Linked DNA regions of Homo sapiens: region 2 is linked to region 1. Evidence: read pairs that join two places in POLR2A ChIA-PET (ENCODE). Cell type or tissue: K562. All regions are shown on one strand. Each heading gives the region's core, and the rest is flanking DNA. Links, peaks and the distances in the headings are about the cores only. Region 1 overlaps ATL2 (atlastin GTPase 2). Region 2 overlaps HEATR5B (HEAT repeat containing 5B).

The links. Peaks named below come from ENCODE experiments on the same cell type or tissue, not always from the same donor. Only the 100,000 strongest peaks of a DNase experiment are listed, where the experiment ranks them.
Region 2: POLR2A ChIA-PET joins it to region 1 with 6 read pairs; 3 of 35 experiments call an interaction of 5 or more read pairs at or near these places.

What each region holds. Positions count from the first base shown.
Region 1 is chr2:38,359,815-38,371,641 of GRCh38, reverse strand. All of the region lies in intron 1 of ATL2 (atlastin GTPase 2), which reads left to right. Among named protein-coding and RNA genes, the nearest start is that of ATL2, 12 kb to the left of the region's middle. In K562, for the core only: no CTCF peak of the experiment used is centred there; a DNase peak (open chromatin) is centred at 7,231; H3K4me3 peaks cover 1,040 bases.
Region 2 is chr2:37,056,456-37,068,282 of GRCh38, reverse strand. It overlaps HEATR5B (HEAT repeat containing 5B), which reads left to right. Exons shown (of 36, transcript NM_019024.3): 9 at 2,373-2,528; 10 at 3,293-3,543; 11 at 6,233-6,344; 12 at 7,550-7,702; 13 at 9,296-9,395; 14 at 9,723-9,832; 15 at 10,803-10,966; 16 at 11,668-11,827. Among named protein-coding and RNA genes, the nearest start is that of HEATR5B, 22 kb to the left of the region's middle. In K562, for the core only: no CTCF peak of the experiment used is centred there; no DNase peak of the experiment used is centred there.

The DNA.
Region 1 (11,827 bases), core at 2,478-10,477:
ACAGACATGAGCCACCGCACCCTGCCTGGGTCTGTAATGTTTTTCTGTAACATTTTTTTTTTTCCTTCCCAGTGGTTAATATCTACCCTAGCAAACTTACAGTAATTTTTTTAAAAATTTTGTTTTGTTTCTATGTTTTTTGAAACGAGGTCTTGCCCTGTTGCCAAGGCTGGAGTGCAGTGGCGTGATCACCGCGGTTTTGACCTCCCTGGCTCAAGTAATCTTCCTGAATCAGCCTCTTCAGTAACTAAGACTACAGGAGTGTGCTACCACACCTGGCTAGTTTTTAAAATTTTTTGTGGAGATGTGGTCTCCCTGTGTTGTCCAGGTTAGTCTCAAACTTCTGGACTCAAGTGATCCTTCCATCTCTGCCTCCCAAGTGTTGGGATTACAGGCATCAGCCACCACACCCAGCCATTTCTTTCTTTCTTTTTTTTTTTTTTAATTAAAGAGATAAACCCTATAAATGCCATTTAGAAATTTGAAAGCCTTCTATAAAGAAACTCCTCAAAGGAGGAAAGTTGGCATGGTAAATGGAGAGCTTTTTAAAAATTTCAGTGAATGAATTTGTGGGATGCCAAAAGTTGGTTTAATTTCACCTTTATCAGAATGGGGGAGTTGATTTTTGCCATTTCCTAATCTTTTTTATCTTTTTGTATTTTTTTCCTTATTTTTTTCCCCCCCGAGATAGGGGCTAGCCTTGTTGCACAGGCTGGAGTGCAGTGGCTCAATCATAGCTCGCTGCAACCTTGAACTTCTGGGGTGCACCCCCCACCCCCGCCATTTCAGCTTACTATGTAGCTAGGTCTACAGGCTTGCACTACCCTGCTGGGCCAGGGGTTGATTTTTTTGTTTTGTTTTGTTTTGTTTCGTTTTGAGATCGAGTCTTGCTCTGTCACTCAGGCTGGAGTGCAGTGGCACAGTCTTGGCTCACTGCAACCTCCACCTCTGGGTTCAAGAGATTCTTCTGCCCCAGCCTCCCAAGTAGCTGGGACTACAGGCACCCGCTACCACGCCTAATTTTTGTATTTTTTAGTAGAGACGGGTCTTACCACGTTGGTCAGGCTGGTCTCAAACTTCTGACCACAAGTGATCCGCCCGCCTTGGGCTCCCAAAGTGCTGGGATTACAGGCATGAGCCACTGTGCTGGCTGGGTTGATTTTTTTTTTTTTTTTTTTTTTTTTTTTTTTTTTGGGACAGAGTCTCACTCTGTCTCCCAGGCTGGAGCGCAGTGGCGCGATCTTGGCTCACTGTAACCTCCGCCTCCCAGGTTCAAGTGATTCTCTTGCCTTAGCCTCCCGAGCAGCTGAGATTACAGGTGCCCGCCACCGTGCCCGGCTAATTTTTGTATTTTTAGTAGAGACAGACCAGGCTGGTTTCAAACTCCTGACCTCAGGTGATCCACCCACCTCGGCCCCCAAAGTGCTGGGATTACAGGTGTGAGCGACCGCCCGGTCTTGATTTTCTTTCTTTTTTTTTTTTTTTTTTTTTGACGGAGTCTCGCTGTCGCCCAGGTTGGAGTGCAGTGGCGGGATCTCGGCTCACTGCAGGCTCCGCCCCCCGGGGTTCACGCCATTCTTCTGCCTGAGCCTCCCGAGTACCTGGGACTACAGGCGCCCGCCACCTCGCCCGGCTAATTTTTTGTATTTTTTTTAGTAGAGACGGGGTTTCACCGTGTTAGCCAGGATGGTCTCAATCTCCTGACCTCGTGATCCACCTGCCTCGGCTTCCCAAAGTGCTGGGATTACTGGCGTGAGCCACCGCGCCCGGCTTTGATTTTTTTTAATGACAAATCCGAGAGGAGTTTTGACGGGAAAACACCCCTGTTCTTAGAATTTTTTCAAGATGGCTATTAATAGCATCTTCATAAATTGCTGTTTTCTTTTTATCAGCACTTTAATTTTTATTTTTTATTTATGTACTTATTTTTGAGATAGGGTCTCAAATATGCAGCCTCCACCTTCTGGGCTCAAGTGAACCTCCTGCCTTAGTCTCCTGAGTAGCTGGGACTTACAGGTGTGTGCCACCATGCCTGGCTAATTAAAAAAAAAAAATTGGCCGAGCATGGTGGCTCACGACTGTAATCCCAGCACTTTGGGAGGCTAAGGCGGGTGGATGACAAAGTCAGGAGTTCGAGACCAGCCTGACCAACATAGTGAAACCCCGTCTCTACTAAAAAAATTTATTTATTTTTTCTTTGAGACAGAGTCTTACTCTGTCGCCCAGGCTGGAGTGCAGTAGAGCAGTCTCGGCTCACTCTACCTTCTGAGTTCAACTGATTCTCGTGCCTCTGCCTCCCAAGTAGCTGGGATTACAGGCATGTGCCACCACGCCCAGCTAATTTTGTATTTTTAGTAGAGATGGGGGTTTCACTATGTTGGTCAGGCTGGTCTTGAACTCCTGACCTCAGGTGATCCACCCACCTTGGCCTCCCAAAGTGCTGGGATTACAGGTGTGAGGCACTGCACCTGGCCTGACATGTACATTTTCAAGAAAAAGCTAGATCCATTCAGAAAGGTTTTACCCATTTATTCATCAGGGTTAGGTTTGTGCTTGTTTGCAAGTATCTTTGTTCACAGTGGGTGTTAATTAAAAATAAATGCCAACATATAGGTAAAAATGGGCATATTACAGTTTAATTTGCAATTTTTTGATTGTAGTTGATGTTGGAATAGTGATATGGAAATTGAAAATGTGAATTAGTTTATTTACTTTTTTAGAGATGAGGTATCACTATGTTGCCCAGGCTAGTCTCGAACTCCTGGGGTTAAGCGATCCTCCAACCTCCACCTCTCAGTGCTGGGATTACAGGCGTTAGTTACTGTGCCCAGCTCTGACTTCTTTTTATTAATTGCTTTTTAATATTTTTTGAGCATTTCCCAGTATTTCTTTTATTGTTTTGTAAAAGCCTGTTTGCATGCAGGAAATTATTTTTCATATTTGCTTTTTAATTTTGTATTTTTTTGGTGAGAATTGTGTGTGTTGGTTTCTTTCATGTTTTTCTTAAATAAATTGGCAATTTTTTTGAACTTATTAGTGGTAGTCTTAGTCTTTAGGCATGCTATTGGAGTGCTTTTAAAAAGTTGTTATGGCTGGGTGCAGTGGCTCATGCCTGTAATCCCAGCACTTTGGGAGGCCAAGGCGGGCGGATCACCTGAGGTGGGGAGTTCGAGACCAGCCTGACCAACATGGAGAAACCCCGCCTCTACTAAAAATACAAAATTAGCCGGGCGTGGTGGCACATGCCTGTAATCCCAGCTACTAGGGAGGCTGAGGCAGGAGAATCGCTTGAACCTGGGAGGTGGAGGTTGAGGTGAACTGAGATTGCACCATTGCGCTCCAGCCTGGGCAACAAGAGTGAAACTCCGTCTCAAATTAAAAAAAAAAAAAAAAAGTCCTTATTTTAGAGTCCAGGTGCGGTGGCTTACGCCTGTAATGCCAGCACTTTGGGAGGCTGAGGTGGGTGGATCATGAGGTCAGGAGATAGAGGCCATCCTGGCTAACACAGTGAAACCCCATCTCTACTAAAAATACAAAAAATTAGCCGGGCGTGGTGGCAGGCGCCTGTAGTCCCAGCTGTTGGGGAGCCTGAGGCAGGAGAATGGTGTGAACCCGGAAGGTGGAGCTTGCAGTGAGCCGAGATTGCGCCACTGCACTCCAGACTGGGAGAGAGAGCGAGACTCCTCAAAAAAAAAAAAAAGTTGTTTTAGGCCGGGCGTGGTGGTTTACGTTTGTAATCCCAGCACTTTAGGAGGCCAAGGTGGGAGGATCACCTGAGGTCAGAAGTTCGAGACCAGCCCGGACAACATGGTGAAACCCCATCTCTACTAAAAATACAAAAATTAGCTGGGCATGGTGGCAAGCGCCTGTAATCCCAGCTACTCCAGAGGCTGAGGCTGGAGAATCACTTGAACCCTGGAGGCGGAGGTGGCAGTGAGCCGAGATCGCGCCATTGCACTCCAGCCTGGGTGAAAAGAGTGAAACTCCGTCTCAAAAAAAAAAAAAAAGTTGTTTTAAATGGGCGGTTTTTTTTTTTTTTTTTTTTTTGAGATGGATTCTTGCTCTGTTCCCCGGGCTGGAGTGCAGTGGCTCACTGCAAGCTCCGCCTTCCGGGTTCATGGTATTCTCCTGCCTCAGCCTCTGTAGTAACTGGGACTACAGGCGCCCGCCACCATGCCCGGCTAATTTTTTTTTGTATTTTTAATAGAGACGGGGTTTCACCGTGTTAGCCAGGATGTTCTCGATCTCCTGACCTCGTGATCTGCCCGCCTTGGCCTCCCAAAGTGCTGAGATTATAGGCATGAGCCACCGCGCCCGGCCTTAAATTGTTAATCATATATTGATTGTTTATTCGTATCTCTTTTTATTGTCGGAGAGTGGGCATCTGTTTCAGTGCCTAGTAGCGTGGTAGAAGAAAAGCAAGCTTAGAAGCTAGGTTCAGATCTCTACAAATAAGTTTTAGTTTCTTAAAACCTAAAAAAAAACCTACCTGAAAAGTTCTAAGATTAAAAGATAATGTCTTGGCTGTGTGCGGTGGCTCGTGCCTTTAATCCCAGCACTTTGGGAGGCTGAGGCTGCAGGATGGAGCTGAGCCTGGGCGACATAGTGAGACTCTGTTGCTAAAAAAAATAATAATAGTAATAAAGATAATGTCTTAAAGTGTTTGGCATGTACTAAGTGCACAAAGTTATCATCTCTTCTCTTGAGGGTAGGACATGAAGGGGCTGGGGTTAGTTTTCTTTTGGGACTAGAGGCCGGAATGGGACAGGCAAATAGAGGACCATACTTAGACAAATAATTAGCTTTTTTCCCTTGATAGTTTTAGTTGACATACTGTGTACCTACCTTATAAAAGGGCTTTTGAGCTGCTTATAGTGAATACCTACAAAAAATAATGTAGACAGATGCTTGTTCTAAGCTTTCACGTAGATCATAGAGACTTTATGCATATTTGTGAGTTAAGTTTATCGTTAAGCTTATATGTTCTGAAGTAGAAATTGCCGTGTGCTAGAGTTGTTGAGGAATACTTCATGGAAGAGGGAGGCTTTGTCGTGCTTTGAAGAATGGGTAGATCTTAGAGAGCAAAGTGTAGGCTATGCCACTGGTTTGAAGATAAAAAAGATAGGCAGTATTTTGGTAACTTTTTATGACATAATTTAAACATTTGACCCTGATTTCTGAGAATTTTCAATCTAAAAGAGATGCTTAAAAAATACTTAAAAGCAATTAGATAGAGGCAACTGAAAGACCAAATGGTATTAGAGTATGTTTAATAAAAAAAGGAATGGGGCTATTTTCCTGTAGCCAAATAGAGCAAATAATTGGTTTAAGTAACTGGATAATTCCTGGAAAAATTATCTGAGGAGCTCAAAATGCAACTTAAAAACTGTGCTAACATCTCCTTCCTTCATCCTGTTTTTGAGCGTGTGTGTTTATTTACTACAAGGAATCCTGTCATGTACCCTCAAATTGCCAAACTAAGAGGGGACAAAAGGAGAGTATAGTGCGAAGCTCTGACTTTATCTTTGTTTTTTTTTTTTTTTTCAAATTAGTCACATTTTATCTAGTTGGAGGGGTGTTTATTTGTCTCCTTTTGGCACCATTCCCTTCTTTTCACGGCTGCTCTTGTAGTAGGAATTTTGTCTGTATTGAGCCAAGTCTGGAATTTGAGTGAATACTTACCTCTTTTTTTTTGAGACAGAGTTTAGCTCTTGTCGCCCAGGCTGGAGTGCAATGGCGCGATCTTGGCTCACTGCAACCTCTGCTTCCCAGATTCAAACCATTCTCCTGCCTCAGCCTCCCGAGTAACTGGGATTTTAGGTACACACCACCACACCTGGCGAATTTTTTTCTTTTTGAGATGGAGTCTCATTCTGTCACCCAGGAATGATCTCTGCTCACTACAACCTCTGCTTCCAGGGTTCAAGTGATTCTCCTGCCTCAGCCTCCCAAGTAGCTACTCCCAAGGGACTACAGGTACCCGCCCTCACGCCTGGCTAATTTTTTTGTATTTTTAGTAGAGATGGGGTTTCACTATGTTGGGCAGGCTGGTCTCGAACTCCTGACCTCGTGATTCACCCACCTTGGCCTCCGAAAGTGCTAAGATTACAGGTGTGAGTCACTGCTCCTGGCCAATTTTTTGTATTTTTAGTAGAGACAGGGTTTCACCATGTTGCCAAGGCTGGCCTTGAACTCCTGACCTCAGGTGTTCTGCCTGCCTCGGCCTCCCAAAGTGCTGGGATTACAGGTGTGAGCCACTGTGCCCGGCCTTCTCTTTTTTTAAACTGCTGCTGTAACAGTCATCTGAGGTAGAGAGATGTGGCAGAATGGAACTTAGTGTCTAAATTTCCAGAGTATTGGCTTAAAGCTTTTTGAAATTTGTCATAGTAGCCCTATTCGATCTAAGTGTCTATTCTAAATTTAAATATTCTAAATTTGTGTGTGTGTGTATTTGTGTGTGTGTGTGTGTGTGTATTTGTGTGTGTGTGTGTGTGTGTGTGTGTGTGTATGATTCCCTTGCTAACTGGCTATCCCAAATTTCAGAGTTCTTTTATGGCTTGATACTTTACAACTCTTAAAGTAATTTTTTTTTTTTTTTGAGACGGAGTCTCGCTCTGTACCCCAGGCTGGAGTGCAGTGGCGTGATCTCAGCTCACTGCAAGCTCCGCCTCCCGGGTTCACGCCATTCTCCTGCCTCAGCCTCCCTAGTAGCTGGGACTACAGGCGTGTGCCACCACGCATGGCTAATTTTTTGTATTTTTAGTAGAGACGGAGTTTCACCGTGTTAGCCAGGATGGTCTCAATCTCCTGACCTCGTGATCCACCCGCCTCAGCCTCCCAAAGTGCTGGGATTACAGGCGCAAGCCACTGTGCCTAGCCAACAAAGTTATTTTTTGAGCCTAAAAGAGAATTCTTAAACTATATGCCTGAGTCAAGGAAACCTTCTGTGTTTTCGATTAATTCTTGATCCGTGTGCTACAAAATCTTGGAGCTCTTAGAGTCATTGTACTAAAAATACTTCCGGAAATAGGAATGTAGTACATTGTCGTTTTATAAGGCATGTAAGAAAAGTGAGTGTTTCATATAACAAATATGGAATAATTTGGCCTAAGGCCACAGAGAATGATGTTTAAGAACTAGCTCTTCCATTTTTACTGTCACCTCTTGACTTTGGGCTTCTCACTTTATATTCGGGCTCTTGAAATTGCCTTATATCTGATTTGCGCATTACACTTCTTACTCATCACTTTGAGTTTATCTCTGCAACACAGCTTTGACTCTCTCTCCTCTGCTCTGAAATTGTCAGTGGTATTCCTCAGGGTTGATGTCCAACATTCTCAGACTATACTTTTATTTTTATTTTATTTTATTTTATTTTTTGAGATGGAGTCTCACTCTGTTGCCCAGGCTGGAGTGCAGTGGTACAATCTCGGCTCACTGCAACCTCTGCCTCCCGGGTTCAAGTGATTCTTCTGCCTCAGCCTCCTGAGTAGCTGGTATTACAGGCATCCGCCACCACGCCCGGGTAATTTTTGTATTTTTAGTAGAGACAGGGTTTCACCATGTTGGTCAGGCTGGTCTCCAACTCCTGACCTCATGATCTGCCTGCCTTGGCCTCCCAAAGTGCTGGGATTACAGGCGTGAGCCACTGTGCCCGGCCTAGACTACATTTTTAAAGTTAGCCTTAATCTGATCCTCAGGGCTTAAGAGGTGCAGCCGTCTTCAGAATGTCTTTATTGATAACCCTAGTTTAGATAATCCAAAAAGGGCTACTTTTGTACTCAAATAGCATTTCCTTTATTTTACAGTATCCTTTTATACTTTTTGTGTTAGAACCGTTAAGAGTAAAGACTGTTATTATTGAATTATACTTCTGTCTAGTATAGTGCCTTGCTCTCTAGTTACCAGTGTGAAGTAGGTAGGATGGGAGGTCTTCCTCGTAATTCATGACAGATTGGATAGTAGGTGTCCTGAGAATTGTTGGAGTTGGTGAATAGGAAACAGTGAGTTACACATTTACTTATATTTAAATATATGTGCTTATCTTGCCAAAGATGGGCAAATATACTTTTATTGCATCTTATATTTTAAAGGTATGCAATTTAATACTTGCCCTTCTAGAAAGTTTATGAAGAAAAAATTGTTCCCCAAATATTGGGAGACTGTGTAAATGATTTGCTGACTGTATAAATACATATTAACTAGGGAATTTTTGGAAAAATAGCTGTATGCCAAGATTTGTTATAAAGATGATAAATAACCCCCCCCCCCACCTTTTTAATAAACAACTTGTATTTTTGGTAGCTTTTTTCAGGTTTCTAGAAGTACTGAGCATATAAGAATTCAGATCTGAGTTTATTCAGCAGACATGCTCATTTGATAATAAAGATGCTAACAGTTTGGCTTAGTTGGAGGATGATGCATTTTGACAATTAGAAAGACCTGGTTGTGCATCCTCAGTTGATTACTTACAAAATGTGTATCCTCGCAGATTGCTTTATCTGAGCTTCAGTGTACTCCTTTATGGAAACAAGGAAACTCATAGCTACTCCACAAAGTGATTTTGAGGTTTAAAGAGATAATAGGCACATAGTCGGCACTCTGTGTTTTTCACTCTTCTGTAGTAAAAGCTACAACACCTAAAATTATTTCATACAGTGAATTATTTTGAGGGATGAGAAAGTTACTAATAATGTTTTCCTCTTTTCCTCCAGATGTCCATGTCTTTCAGTTCTTTGCTCAAATGTCATCTTGTAGGAGAAGTTATCTGTGACTACTGTCTTCAATGACAACTCCTGCCTCCATTTCCCTTGGCTCGCTTTACTTTTCTCTGTAGCACTTAACACTAGCTGACATCACACATATGTTTTCTATTGCTCTGTCTTTAGGATGTAAACTCCTAAGGGCAGGATTTTTGTTGTTGTTCTTAATTTTGTTTTACTACTGAATCTGTAGTTCTCAGAACTGTGTTGTAGGTGTTCAGTGACTATTGAAAGAATAAAGATTTATGCACCTCCAGTTCTAGACCTTTCACCCCTTGTGTCAGAATTAGCATGGTGCTGGTTAGTGGGGTGCTTGTTAAAAATGTAGATTTCTGGACTCCATGGATCAGCTGAATCAGACTCTGGAGGTGGGGTCTAAGAATCTGTATTCTGAGCCAGTTACCCAGATGGTTCTTAAACTCTAGTGGGTGTGAGACTCACTGTTGTACGGTGTGGCTGTGGCTAATTAAATATTGACAGTATTAACTCAGTCATAGGCCCATGATAAATAATTGAATTACAAATGTGTTGACCATTCTTTAGTAAGCAGTTTTTTGCCCCGTGATATGTCTGGTAAGGAAGGGTTATGTGTATTTGTAATTGTGATTATTTTGGTTGCTCTAGTTTTTTCCTAAACATCTAGTTTAATCTGGAACTTTAGGGAGCTAGAAATCTCAAATACCAGATGTTAGCGAATCCACCTTTCCCAAGCAAAAACAAGCCCTTTAAACCTATTCTTATTCTGCGCTTGTAGTTTTTTACTCATAAGAGTCGATTAGCTAATACTAGGGATTTATTTTAAATGATAAGCATCATTATGTGGACTGATTTGAGTCTCCTTTCTATGGCTGTATCACTGGGGAACAGTGATTGATCTGTTTAAGAATTATCCTATAACATCGAATAGCAGTTTGGTATAGTGGAAACAGCATGGGTTTAAAAGATAGAAATCTTGATGCATGCATTACCTTTTAACTGTAGAATCTTAAATAATTTTTAAAAAAACATCTTCGAAGATCCACATTTCCTCTCTGTGAAATGGGACTAATAGCTAAGTTACTGGGTTGTTGAGAGGATTATTTCATTGAGTCATTTCAGTAAAGGTAAGTTTTCTTGCCTGTCTGTGGAAGTAAATTTTGAGGCAAATTAAAATGTTTCATTAAAAACAATTGTAATGTATTTCAAACTTACAAAAATGACAGAGAAAGATAAAATAGATACCCAAGTAGCCATTGCATTAATCTAATACATAATATTTGCCATATTGATTTTGAATCCTTTTTAAAAGAGAAAATGTTACTGTGCAGTTGAATGGTTCACCCAATAACCTTTCTCTTTTACCCTTTCTTCGTAGATATGCACCTGTCCTGAAAGTGGTGTATGCTTTCTGGTTTTTAAATAGCTTATAACATTTGTATATTTCATAAATAATATACAGTATTGTGTTGTGTTTAAAACATGGTGAGTGGTTCAGACTGTATTTTGTAGCTTGATTTAATTTAAATTTTTTTTTTTTTTTTTTTTTTGAGACGGAGTCTTGCTCTGTCACCCAGGCTGGCGTGCAGTGGCGCGATCTCGGCTCGCTGCAGGCTCCACCTCCCGGGTTCATGCCATTCTTCTGCCTCAGCCTCCCTAGTAGCTGGGACTACAGGTGTGTGCCACCACGCCTGGCTAATTTTTTGTATTTTTTAGTAGAGATGGGGTTTCACCACGTTAGCCAGGATGGTCTCGATCTCCTGACCTCGTGATCCACCTGCCTCGGCCTCCCAAAGTGCTGGGATTACAGGCATGAGCCACCGCGCCTGGCTGCTTGATTTAATTTTTTTCATTCCACGTTGGTGTGGAAGCTTATCCATATGTAAATATTTAGATCTTATGCATTAATTTCAATTCTCTGACTTATTTTTTATTTATCCATGGGTATTTAGGTTGTTCCAATTTTTTTTTTTGTAGTTACCAACAATACTTTGGTGAACAAGGAACCATGTTTCGTTCTTCTTGTATATGTATGCAGGAATTTCTCTAGGATATAAACAACTTACCTAAAAAATATTAAAGTAAGAAAGTTTCAATATTGTGTACTCTCATTCTTTAAAAATCTGGTCCACATAACAAAAGTATGTTCTCCCTCATTTCCCCCCAAAAAAGTACCTAAGAGCCCGTCTAAGACCCTTTTTTTTGGTCTTGACTTGAGGTGAGATTTTCTTCAAGACTTCTCTGTAGAAGAAAATGAAGAGACTTGCAGAACCTGAATAAAATGTCTGAATTTCTGTCTTGTTGATTATAGAGTTCCCCGAGGCTGGGTGTGGTGGCCCACTCCTGGAATCCCAGCACTTTGGGGAGGCTGAGGCAGGAGGATCCCTTTAGTCCAGGAGTTTGAGACCAGCCTGGGCAACATAGTGAGACCTGGTCTCTACAAAAACTAAATTAGTTGACTGTGGTAGTGCATGCCTGTGGTCCCAGCTACTCAGAAAGCTGAGATGGGAGGATGTCTTGAGCCTTGGGGGTCAAGGCCACAGTGAGCTGTGATTGTGCCACTGTACTGCAGCCTGGGCATCAGAGCAAGACCCCATCTCAAAACAAATAAGCAAAACACCCAAAATCTTAAAAAAAAAAAAAAGAATCCCCTGAGCCATCGCTTATTCTAGAATCTCCTGACTAGCTAACAAAGTTGACTTCCTAAATTTTAACGTCATTTAAAATACCAAATTTAAATTTACTTTAGTATTCTTTTTTTTTTTTTTTTTTTTTGAAATGGAGCCTTGCTCTGCCCAGGCTAGAGTACAGTGGACGACGATCTCATCTCACTGCAACCTCTACCTCCCAGGTTCAAGTGATTCTCGTGTCTCAGCCTCCCAAGTAGCTGGGATTACAGGCATCTGCCACCACGCCCAGCTATTTTTTTGGTATTTTTAGTAGAGACGGGGTTTCACCATATTGGCCAGGCTGGTTTTGAACTCCTGACCCCAAGTGATCCACCTGCCTCGGCCTCCCAAAGGGCTAGGATTACAGGCGTGAGCCACCGCGCCCGGCCAACTTTAGTATTTTTTTTAAGTACACTTACA
Region 2 (11,827 bases), core at 1,268-9,267, 1.3 Mb after region 1:
GAACAATTACAGATGGTTATTAGCCCGCTGTAAGATGTACTGTGAAACCTCAGTTATACATAATTACAAGAAATTCTTTTCTAAAATACCAGTTTTATAAATTTTTCAATTTAATAAATAGTTATTGTCTTAGATTTGCAGAGCAGTAATTCAGGGTTTAAATAATGAATGAGATAAAGTTTCTCCCTTCATGGAGCTTTTAATCCAGTTATAAACTAAATATAAAAGCAATACTAAAAGCAAGGCAAAAATATAAATTCTAAAAGTTTAGTTTTTTCACTATTATTCACTATTTCACTATACTAACTTTAATAAGGGAAATTATATTGACTAATAGAGGTCTTTTGAAATAAGGATTTAATGAATAAATATCAATAATTTATTTTTTAGAGATATATGTATGAAATGTTTTATGAAATTAGTAAAAAAATATAAATAGTTGTAGTTTTTGTTGTTTATAATGGCTTACTTAGTAAACTCGTTTTATTTTTTATTTTATATTATTTTATTTGAGACAGAGTCTAGCTCTGCTGTCCGGGCTGGAGTGCAGTGGTGCGATCTTGGCTCACTACAACCTCCACCTCTCAGGTTCAAATTATTCTCCTGCCTCACCCTCCTGAGTCAGCTGTTATTACAGGCGTGTGCCACCACACACCCTGCTAATTTTTGTATTTTTAGTAGAAACAGGGTTTCACCACATTGGCCAGGCTGGTCTCAAACTCCTGACCTCAAGTGATCCACCTGCCTTGGCCTCCCAGAGTGCTGGGATTACAGGTATGAGCCACCACGCCCAGCCAGTAAACTAGTTTTAAATGTATAGAGCTAACTGAAAATTATGAATCGTGAATTAAAGTGTTTAAATTAATGAGATATCATTCCTTAAATATGCTAAAATAGTCATCTGTCTTAGATTCACAACTTAAAGAATAATTTGCACATTGATTCATTGAGGAAATGTTTAGTGCCAGAAACACCGCGTCAAATGGTGGGAGTAAAATAGCAAGCCAGATGCATACAGCACCTATCCTCAGGGAGCTTAAAGTTTAGCAATCAAAAGCTAGAGTTTATGCATTTCCAAGTCCAGAAATACCTAAAAACAAGAGTTATTTGGCCAGGCATGGTAGCTCATGCCTGTAATCCCAGCACTTTGGGAGGCCAAGATGGGTGGATCACTTGAGGCCAGGAGTTCTTCAAAAACAGCCTGCCCAACATGGCGAAACCCTGTCTCTATTAAAAAATACAAAAATTAATCAGGCGTGGTGGCGTACACCTGTAGTCCCAGCTACTCAGGAGGGTGAGTTGGGAGGACTGCTTGAACCCAGGAGGCAGAGGTTGTAGTCAGCTGAGATGGCACCACCGCACTCCAGCCTGGACAACAGAGCAAGACTCTGTCTCAAAAAAAAAAATTTAATTATAGTCTTCAATTTATTAATCCATTATATCCTAGTCTGTATTATGTATTTTATAGTCTATTAATTAATAATGAATGCAAAAAAGAAAGTTTTACTATCATTTAAAGGTTCTTAATGTTAAGGTCATAAATTCGTTATTTGATTTTTTTTTAAATCCTGAAAGCAGAATTAAATATAATGATACGTATTGGGGATTTGTGGGCCAGAATGTATTCTCAATTAGTAGTTTGGCAAGCGATCTTTGGTTGTCTCTTGTCAAACACATTTCGATTCTAGTGGAAGCTAAAAGGTTGGGGTAGCAGGCAGCAAGGTTAATTAATGGGAACTTACAGAAACATTCCAGTAAGAGGTAACTTAAGGCATTTTCCTTATAGATTCATTTTCTGGTCAGTAATTTAACAGATACCTCCAATATATTGGAACACTTAAAGTAGCAATGGTAATAAAGTAATAATAGCTGTTAACATTTATTGAATGTGTATTATGGGCAGCATTGTGTTAAATTCTTTATATGCACTGACTTTTTAATCACCACAGTACCGTTTGAAATAGGCATGTAAGCCCATTAACAGATAAGGAAATTGGGACAGAAAAATTGAACATCTTGCTCAATGTCACATAACTAATATAACTAGTGGAATTGGGATTTGAACCCGAGTCTTCTTTCTGCAGTATCTGTGCTTTTATACACTGGATTGCTGCTGCTTGCTAAAATTAGGTTGTATTCCTGGAAGCAAAGATGTATCTCAGTATATATTTTAGCATTATTATAAAGCTATTAAACAACATTTTTAAGTCACTTCAGTGTTTAGTTCTACAAGTTTTCTATTGAGAAATAACTGCATAGTTTTTAACACTCGGACATCAACTGGTATGGCTAAAATCATAAATTGTATAGACCAAAAAAATCATACCACAATTCATTTCTCCTATGTCAAAGACATGATTTTGTGTTTCCAGAAGCAGTAGTGAATGACACAAGTGGAGAAAACAAATCTGGCGCAGCAGACATTGCAGCAAGCCAGCATGTGATGGTCTGTGCCCTCCAGGAACTCGGGAGCCTGGTGCAGAGCTTGAATGCCACCGCATCCCCTCTTATTCAAGAAGCATCTATAGGTATGACATTCAGTTACTTGCTAGTATGTGTTTCCACTTTTTTCAGTCATAAGTGTGATTGATATTTAATTCCTGATTAGTTGCTTATCATCATCATTAGCACTTCAGATCATCAGGTTTTACTTAAATTAATATTCATTGTGATAGGCTGGGCGTGGTGGCTCGTGCCTATAATCCTAGCACTTTGGGAGGCCCTGGTGGGCAGGTCACTTGAGATCGGGAGTTCAAGACCATCCTGGTCAACATGGTGAAAGTCTGTCTCTACTAAAAATACAGAAATTAGCCAGCTGTGGTGACACGTGCCTGTAATCTACTTGGGAGGCTGAGGCAGGAGAATTGCTTAAGCCCAGGAGGCATAGGTTGCAGTGAGCCGAAATCATGCCACTGCATTCCAGCCTGGGGGACAAAGTGAGTCTCAAAAAAAAAAAAAGTTTCCTTGTAAAGAATATTGAATTAAATGGTTAAATAAAGTTTTGGAACAGAAATCAAAAGCAATTGTGGTAGTTTTTTTATAAAAATTGACTAAAATTTGTTGAAGACTTCTATTAAATTTTACATCAATATTGAATATAATTGTACTATGTTCTTCATAGAAAATGTTCCTTTGAAGTACTCTACTGTATGTAGTTTTAGGCAAAGTTGTGGATCTATATGTGTGAAAGCTTGGTGATTGTCATTTCAGTTATTGTTTTTTAGATAGTATTTGAGTTTCTGAAATCATTTGACTTCATTAAAGAGTAATATTTTGAGTATTTCTTGTTTAGGGCTTTTGGAGATTGTGACTTCAGTGCTGCTTCATCCAAGCATGGCTGCCCGACTTGCTGCTGCATGGTGTTTGCGCTGTGTGGCTGTGGCATTACCTTTCCAGCTGACACCATTTCTAGACAGGTGTGCAGAACGGCTCAACAACTTGAAGACCTCACCAGAAGCTGTCAGTGGATATAGTTTTGCAATGGCTGCTTTGTTAGGTGGAGTACATCAGTGTCCTTTGGGCATTCCTCATGCCAAAGGAAAGGTATGACGGAGATCCTAGACTTGGGAATGCTGTCACGTGGGCTTTGGTCTTTATAGGAACGCTGCTGTGTTTAGTGTTGAACAGGGTGGTCAAATAACAGTTGTACTATGTTATCATAAAACATAGTGTTCTTACTATGGTGTTAACAGACCCTATTATAATTTGATATTTAATTCTGATGTAAGGATAATAGATTTTGTCCAAGTCTAGTAACATGTTATAATTTATTTTAGAGGGAAAGAGAAAAAAAACAGCCTAGGCAACATAGTGAGACCCCATCATTACAAAAAATAAAAAAAGTTAGCCAACTTCATGGTCCTAGCTACTGGGGAGGATGGGTTGGAAGGATCACTTGAGCCCAGGAGTTTGAGGTTACAGTGAGCTATGAACATGCCACTGTCCTTCAGCCTGGGTGACAGACCAAGACCTACCCTGTCTCAAAAAAAAAAAAAAAAAAAAACCCAACCTTAGATATAGTAATTATTTGAAAGTCAGAGCTTTTCTTTCAGCTTTTAGAAATAAAAGTTCACATTGCTATATATTCAAAGATGTCAGGATAATACGCTATTGTAATATTTAGCATTTTGATAATGTTTAGTAAAAATTGAGTGGTTTTAATAAATCATGGCCGGGCATGATGGCTCATACCTGTAATCCCAGCACTTTGAGAGGCCGAGGCAGGTGGATCATTTGAGATCAGGAGTTTGACACCAGCCTGGTTAACATGGTGAAACCTTGTCTCTACTAAAAATACAGAAAAATTAGCCGGGCATTGTGGCCCATGCCTGTAATCCCAGCTACTTGGGAGGCTGAGGCAGGAGAATCACTTGAACCCAGGAGGCGGAGGTTGCAGTGAGCTGAGGTTGCACCACTGCATTCCAGCCTGGGTGACAGAGAAAGACTCCGTCTCAAAAAATAAAATAAAATAAAAAATATGAGTAGCTTTTTTTTCTCCTTTCTTTCTGTTGTATACTACTATCATGGTTTTCTTCTCAGTAATCTTAAGTGTTTATATAAATATTATTTGAAACTTTACATAGGCAGATTGGGGCTAGAGTTTTAAATTTTGATTTTTTTTCTGGGACATTAAGCCCATGTCCATTCATAGCAGTTGCATAGCTACCGATGAAATCCAGACTTCCCTCTCACTTTGTCATATCGTTGCTTCCTCATTCTCATCTTCCTCAGACTTTCCATCTTCCCCACACGTCCCATCTTCCTCATACCACTTTCATATTTTACATTTGCCCAGAGACCCTTAGGGACTACCCAGTACTCAGAGAGTAAAATATAATCTCCTTTGTCTGGTAAACTGGTATCTTATAATTTGACTTCATTCCGCCGTTCATTCAAATTTCCTGTTGCTCTAATTAGACTAGTTATCTTCCTTCCTTCCCTGGCCTTTTTCAGCTTCGAAGCCTTTGCTCTGCTAACCTCTTAGAGTTTCATCTCCCCTCTTATTCAGCTGCACCAAATTTAAGTCTATACTAGCCATTCTGTGTGGATGTTAATACAGCAAAGTACCGAGAACAGTGCTAGCCCATGTGACCACTAAATAAATGCTGTCATTATTAGCACTATTATTCCACATTCAAAGATTTGTTGAACTCCTATTATGCATCTACCATTGAGCTAACCTTGCCTGGGCGTGGTGGCTCAGACCTGTAATCCCAATGCCTAGGGAGGCCGAGGCTGGAGGATCACTTTAGGTCAGAAGTTTGAGACCAACCTGGGAAACATAGTGAGACCCTGTCATACAAAAAATAAAAAATGAAATTTTTAAAATTTTCCAAGTATGTTGGCATACACTTGTAGTCCTACCTACTCAGGAGGCTGAGGTAGGAGGATCCCTTGAGCCCAGGAATTCCAGGTTACACCGAGCTATGATTGTGCCACTGCACCCCAGCCTGGGTGACAGAGTGAAACCCTGTCTCTAAAAAACAAACAAATAAGTAAGCTAATCTTTTGGAGCTTACAGTCTTAGAAGACACAGGAAAAATGAGAAGTGGATTTGTCACATGATGAAATGACAAAGTAGTAGCATAGATGCTGTATTAACTTATTTTATCCTTGCAAGGCTGAGATAGGCATTCCTATTATTTCTGTTTTACCAGTGATGGAACTAAGCAGTGCTAAATGAGAATGCGAGTAAATGGCAGAGATGGCATTTGGCCCTAGAGCTTGTCCTTAACTACTACACTGTTCTGGGTCTCTTCAGAGTCATCAGTGCAATCAAGACTAACCAGGTCTTGATGTTGCCTCTTTCAAAAACATGCTAATAACACGAGAGGACAACTTCTTTTTTTTTTGGAGACGGAGTCTCGCTCTGTCACCCAGGCTGGAGTGCAGTAGTGCAATCTCTGCTCACTGCAACCTCCGCCTCCCCAGTTCAAGCAATTCTCCTGCCTCAGCCTCCCAAATAGCTGGGACTACAGGTGCCCACCACCATGCCTGGCTAATTTTTTTGTATTTTTTGGTAGAGACAGGGTTTCACCGTGTTGCCCAGGCTGGTTTTGAACTCCTGAGCTCAGGCAATCTGCCTGCCTCAGCCTCCCAAAGTGCTAGGATTACAGGCATGAGCCACCGCATCCAGCCAACAACTTCTTTTAAGTAATGTATGCTAGTTATCTGTTTCCTTATTTAATTTAACTTGTTTGAATTAAAATCCAATTCTAAACTTTTCTTGCAGATGGTAGTTAGTATTGCTGAAGATCTTTTACGAACTGCTGCCCAAAATAGCAGGCTATCTTTACAGCGCACCCAAGCTGGCTGGCTTTTACTTGGAGCACTTATGACTTTAGGTATAATTATATTTGAGTAGGATTTTTGTCACGCTATAACTGTCAGTAGCCTGTAAAGCAAATTTAATTTAAAAGTGTTAAGCTTCACATTCTGGATTTTCATTGAAGTTGTAAAAATGGTGTAAAGATGTTTTCCTCGTCATTTGCTAGTAGATTTCTCTTTTTGGTAATTATTGCTTAAGTACATTTAATGAGAAAGTTGTTAGCAAAGTTTCACCTTTACCATCAGAATAACCTTTGTCTACCTGATGAGTTTAGTGTTTAAAAGAGATGAAAATATGAGGGAAAATTTCATACCCTAAGTGAAAACCAGCAGTGTGATTTTAGAAGAGTGGTAAAGTCACATTTAATTGGTATTGTTAGTGCTGCTTTTCTGGGGTAACCCTTAATGTGTTTCACTCTTAAGTAGTGTGACAAATCTGCATTGTAGGCAAAATTTAACATTGTACATAGTACAAAAATACCTATTATTGTGATGGGGTATGTTCATATTTTAGTTCATATGTTTAGCTGCTGCTGTAAAAAGTGTGTGCATATATGTACTACAAAGTTATGACACAGATCTAAGCATCTATCTGTTGGAAATTATACTTTGACCTACTTTTCTTTTCTGAAGAAAACAAAAAGTTGCAACTCATTTCCAGAAGTTTATGTTAAGTATGTTCAGTGGTATGTTAAATGAATTTTTTAGCAATGTAAATATAGATTCCTAGGTCTGAATATATTGCCTTTCCATGAAACTAAATTAACCACATAAATTGCCCCCAAAACTAAGGAATATGTATCTGTATGTGTGTGTGAGTGGGTATATTTGTTTATATACATATGTATATGAAAAAGACCTCATAGAATGTGTCTCAGATATATTTTATTGATAATATGCAATCCACCATTCTCAATACAGTTGGGTTATCCTTTAAAAATTGCTTTTTGTGTATTTTATGTTTGGATTCTAAAAATATTGACAGTTTAAGGTGAATTTTGTTATGCTTTGATCTATATTTTAATCAGTGAATAAAGGTTGAAAATAATGTAATTTTAGAGATAAAAATAGAGTGAAATAACAGATATTGTTAAACATCAGTATTTTACTCTATTTTCATCTCTAAAATTACATAAAGTTTGTGTTGGGCTCATTTTGCTTGACACTTGTTTGTAAGGTATGTTACATATACATGGTTTTGTATTCTCATTTTCTTGGCTAGGACCATCTGTCGTTCGTTACCATCTGCCCAAGATGTTGTTATTGTGGCGAAATGTTTTCCCACGTTCCTTAAAGGAATTGGAAGCTGAGAAGGCCCGAGGCGATTCTTTTACCTGGCAGGTAACTTTGGAAGGTCGTGCTGGAGCTCTATGTGGTAAGAACTGAAAGGATTGTGCTTCACAATATTATGACATAACTAAAATATTTGTAAAGTAAAAGAAAAATCACTATTTTATAGTTTTTTATTTTACTAGGTAATGATAAATTCATAGGCTTTTAGATTTAAATAGAAACTTTATAAATGATCCACTTCAGTTTGCTAATTTTGTAATAAAAATGAAACCCAGACTCTGAAAAAGTGTTTAGACCTGGTGGTTAGACAGGAACTAGAACCCAGGCCTCTTATTCCCACTTGTTGCTATCTTACCTGTCAAAGAAGCACTGAGTCACCATGTATAAAAAAAAGAAAAAATACCCAACAGCTATTTAAAGAAAAAGAAACTCAGGATTACCAAAGTTATTGGCATTTGCAGTTAGTCTTTTCATAATGGAGAAACAGCTGTTTTTTCACATCCTTATCAAATCTCCAAACCTTCATATATTTTTCAGATATCAACATTACAAAAATAACGGATACAGTTGTTTTTGTCTGGGAGTTAACAGCTTACAGGAAACGCTCAGGTTTTGTTTCGTTTGATAACTAGAATGACATTGGATGTACCAGTTCTTTTTTGGTTTATCTCAGAGTGAAAACTACTTCTTTTTCCAAACTGGGAGAGAGATACATGTTTCACCACAAGGGCAGCCAGGCAAGGGGGCACCTTTACTCTCACACATCTAGGAGGTGTTTTAGTCTAGGCTCTATTGCTAAGGGGCCAATAAAAATATTTTTTTCTCACTGGACCATTTTTGTTTATATACATATATATTTACACAAATATATGTAAAAATTCAAAATGCAAAAATATATGTAGTGGCCGGGTGCTGTGGCTCATGCCTGTAATCCCAGCACTTTGGGAAGCCAAGGCGGGTGGATCACTCTCAGGAGTTCTAGACCAGCCTGACCAATATGGTGAAACCTTGTCTCTACTAAAGATACAAAAATTAGCCAGGCGTGCTGGTGCTTGCCTGTAGTCCCAGCTACTCAGGAGATTGAGTCAGGAGAATTGCTTGAACCTAGGACGTGGAGGTTGCAGTGAGCCGAGATTCCGCCACTGCACTCCAGCCTGGTTGACAGAGTGAGACTCTCTCAAAAAAAAAAAAAAAAAAATATATATATATATATATACACACACACACACACACACACACACACACACACACACACATATACATATATATCTGTAAAAGTTGCAAAAATATATTTAATATATGTAAAAATTTCATGTAAATTTTAAGGCATTGTTTATACACATAAATGTATATGTGTATAAACAATGCCTTAAAATTTCTTTCTTTGTAGTCATCTGAATTCCTATGGGATCATAGTCCTCTGAATTTCCACCCGAAGAATCTCTCTAACCAGTACCTTCTCTTCCTCCATTTTTCTATCCACCTTTTTTCTAGCCTTTTCCACGATTTTTCTTTGTAGTTGTTGCAAGTTTTTCTTTTGGTTCGACATGGTTTCAGAACCTTATACGTTATAATAATTAAGTATTACAACTGCCTTTATATTTATACAATTTTATAAATTAATTCATGTTCACAAAAGCTACTCCAAATCTGTCCTTTTAAACATTTTATCTAGCCATGAGGAGCTTCGTTGCACATTGTCCTGAGCTACTAACTGAAGATGTGATTCGAAAATTGATGACCCCTATTGAATGTGCCATGACTATGATGTCACAGTAAGTAAGCGATTGAGACAAGTTCACATCCTATTTTATATATTAATAATATACTTCTCAGCCATATTTTGTGCTTTCTTCTAGAATCATCTAGGAAACATAAAACTTTATTTTTGTAATATAACTTTAAAAATTACAGCAATGGTGTGGATTGAAATACAGTTGTATCTTAAAGTGTTTTTGTTACAGCAAAGATCACAACATAAGCTAAAATGAAAGTGTATACTTATCAGTGTAGTTTGGCAGTACATTGATACATTGCTAAAAAAATTTATAAGTAATACTTATTCTGGTAAGCCATTACCAACTATGTTTTTGATATTTTAGCATTCCATCTGTAATGAAAGCCCATGGAGCTCATCTGAAAGCTAGTGCTGCAATGGTCCGTTTAAGACTTTATGATATCTTGGCTTTGTTACCTCCAAAAACTTATGAAGGTAAATTAAAAATTTGTGGTATCTGATAAAAATTTTTCTTTACAATTCTTCACCGTATTATAGAGTCTTGACAAAGGCTCTCCCACTGACTTACTGTGCAAAGGAAGGCCACCATTTTATTTTTCTTCATGTAGAGTAGCTGATACTTGTTGACTCCTTACTGTGTTCTGGGTCTCGTTTTCAGCCTTTTGTATTAGCTTTTTGACTGTGTTGCAACTTATGAGGCCTTTAGCCCTATTTTATAGATGAAGAATCTCAGATTGAGAGACTTAAAGAAACTTAACTTACCCAAGACTTAGAGGTAGTTAAGTGGCAGAGCTTGGATTCAAATCTAGCTGGTTTATCTTCAAAGTGTGCACTTTTGATTAATACACTGAAATGCTTCCTATATACTGTAATATAGCAAATAATTCGAGGATCTGGAGGGAGAAATCAAATATTATGTAAAATATTAATAGTAAAATAAACTATTGATTTCTTTCCAGTATAATCATGCCAAAGAATTTTGGTGTGCTGTGGTTCATTGTACATTATTGGGCAATAAATAATAATAATCATATCACATTTAATATATTTAAAATAAAGTATCTTTGTTTGTGTGTGTCTTTCAGACAGGGTCTTGCTGTGTTGCAGAGGTTTGTCTCAATCTCTTGGGCTCAAGCAATCCTCCTGCCTCAGCCTGCTGAGTAGCTGGGACTACAAGCATGCTATGGCACCCGCCTCTCTTTCCTCTATTTGAGTTTTTTGGTTATTTTAAATAATTTGGGCTAAAAGACACAATACAATATATGAAAGGAAGTACCATTATTGTATATTAAAACCAGCATTTAAATATAGATTTTTTTTAAAGAAGAGAACAGAGACTTAATTATTTTATTCCTGTTGAACATGTTGCAGCTCTTTGTGGGCAATGATTATAATTTTCACAAAAATTATTCTTTTTAATCTGATCTGAAGTTCTGTTTTTTAGGATCTTTTAATGCACTTCTTAGAGAACTGGTAGCGGAATTCACTTTGACTGACAACTCAGCCAACACAACTACTTCCCTCCTCAGATCCCTCTGCCATTATGATGATAGTGTTCTTCTTGGTTCTTGGCTTCAGGAAACTGATCATAAATCAATTGAAGACCAGGTAATAAACATAGAGGAAAATGAAATACTAACTTAATCTGAAACAATGGTCCTATTACACATTGTCACTTAAAAAGAAAATAGTGTATAGAAAGGTTTAATCCCCATTTAGTGTTCTTAGACACTTAAAGATGGCATCCTGGTGGTAGATAGTGAAAAAAGTTAAACAGGAAGAGTGAGAATTTGGCAAATTGTCTTTATTTAATATTCTGTGTATTTAGATACCTTGTGGTGGCTGTGATAAAGATCAGTTTTAACTGGCTTTTTGGTTATTGGTATTTTGTTTTGTTTTAGTTTGTTTTGTTTTGTGACAGGTTGGAGAGGAATGAGTTAGTAGGTTGAAGATTTAGAACTTTTGCCCACTGAATACATTATTTCTTATGTACTTTTTAAAGAGTGATTAAAGCCCCATTTAAAATAATTGTGGGATTAAGATCTTGTGTATATTGTTCACGCAATAAGGTGGGTGGTGTAAATATGTTTTCGAATGAATAAAGCTTTTCTTAAAATTTGTATAAGGTGTTACTGATGATTTTTTAATGACCAAATTACATTTTGGTCTGTTTTCAAATGTTCGGATCCAATCATTCTTTTTTTGTTGCCTTTTCTCCTTTCTCCTCTGCTGTAATCCTCATTCCCAATGTTTAATAAGTAGATTTCCTAAAGTAGATTTTGAATAATTTTTATTTCACTCTTTTGCAGCTCCAGCCAAACAGTGCCTCTGGAAGTGGGGCTCTGGAGCATGATCCTTCCTCTATTTATTTACGCATACCTGCTGGAGAAGCAGTACCTGGTCCCCTCCCTCTCGGAGTCTCAGTCATTGATGCTTCTGTGGCCCTTTTTGGTGTAGTGTTTCCTCATG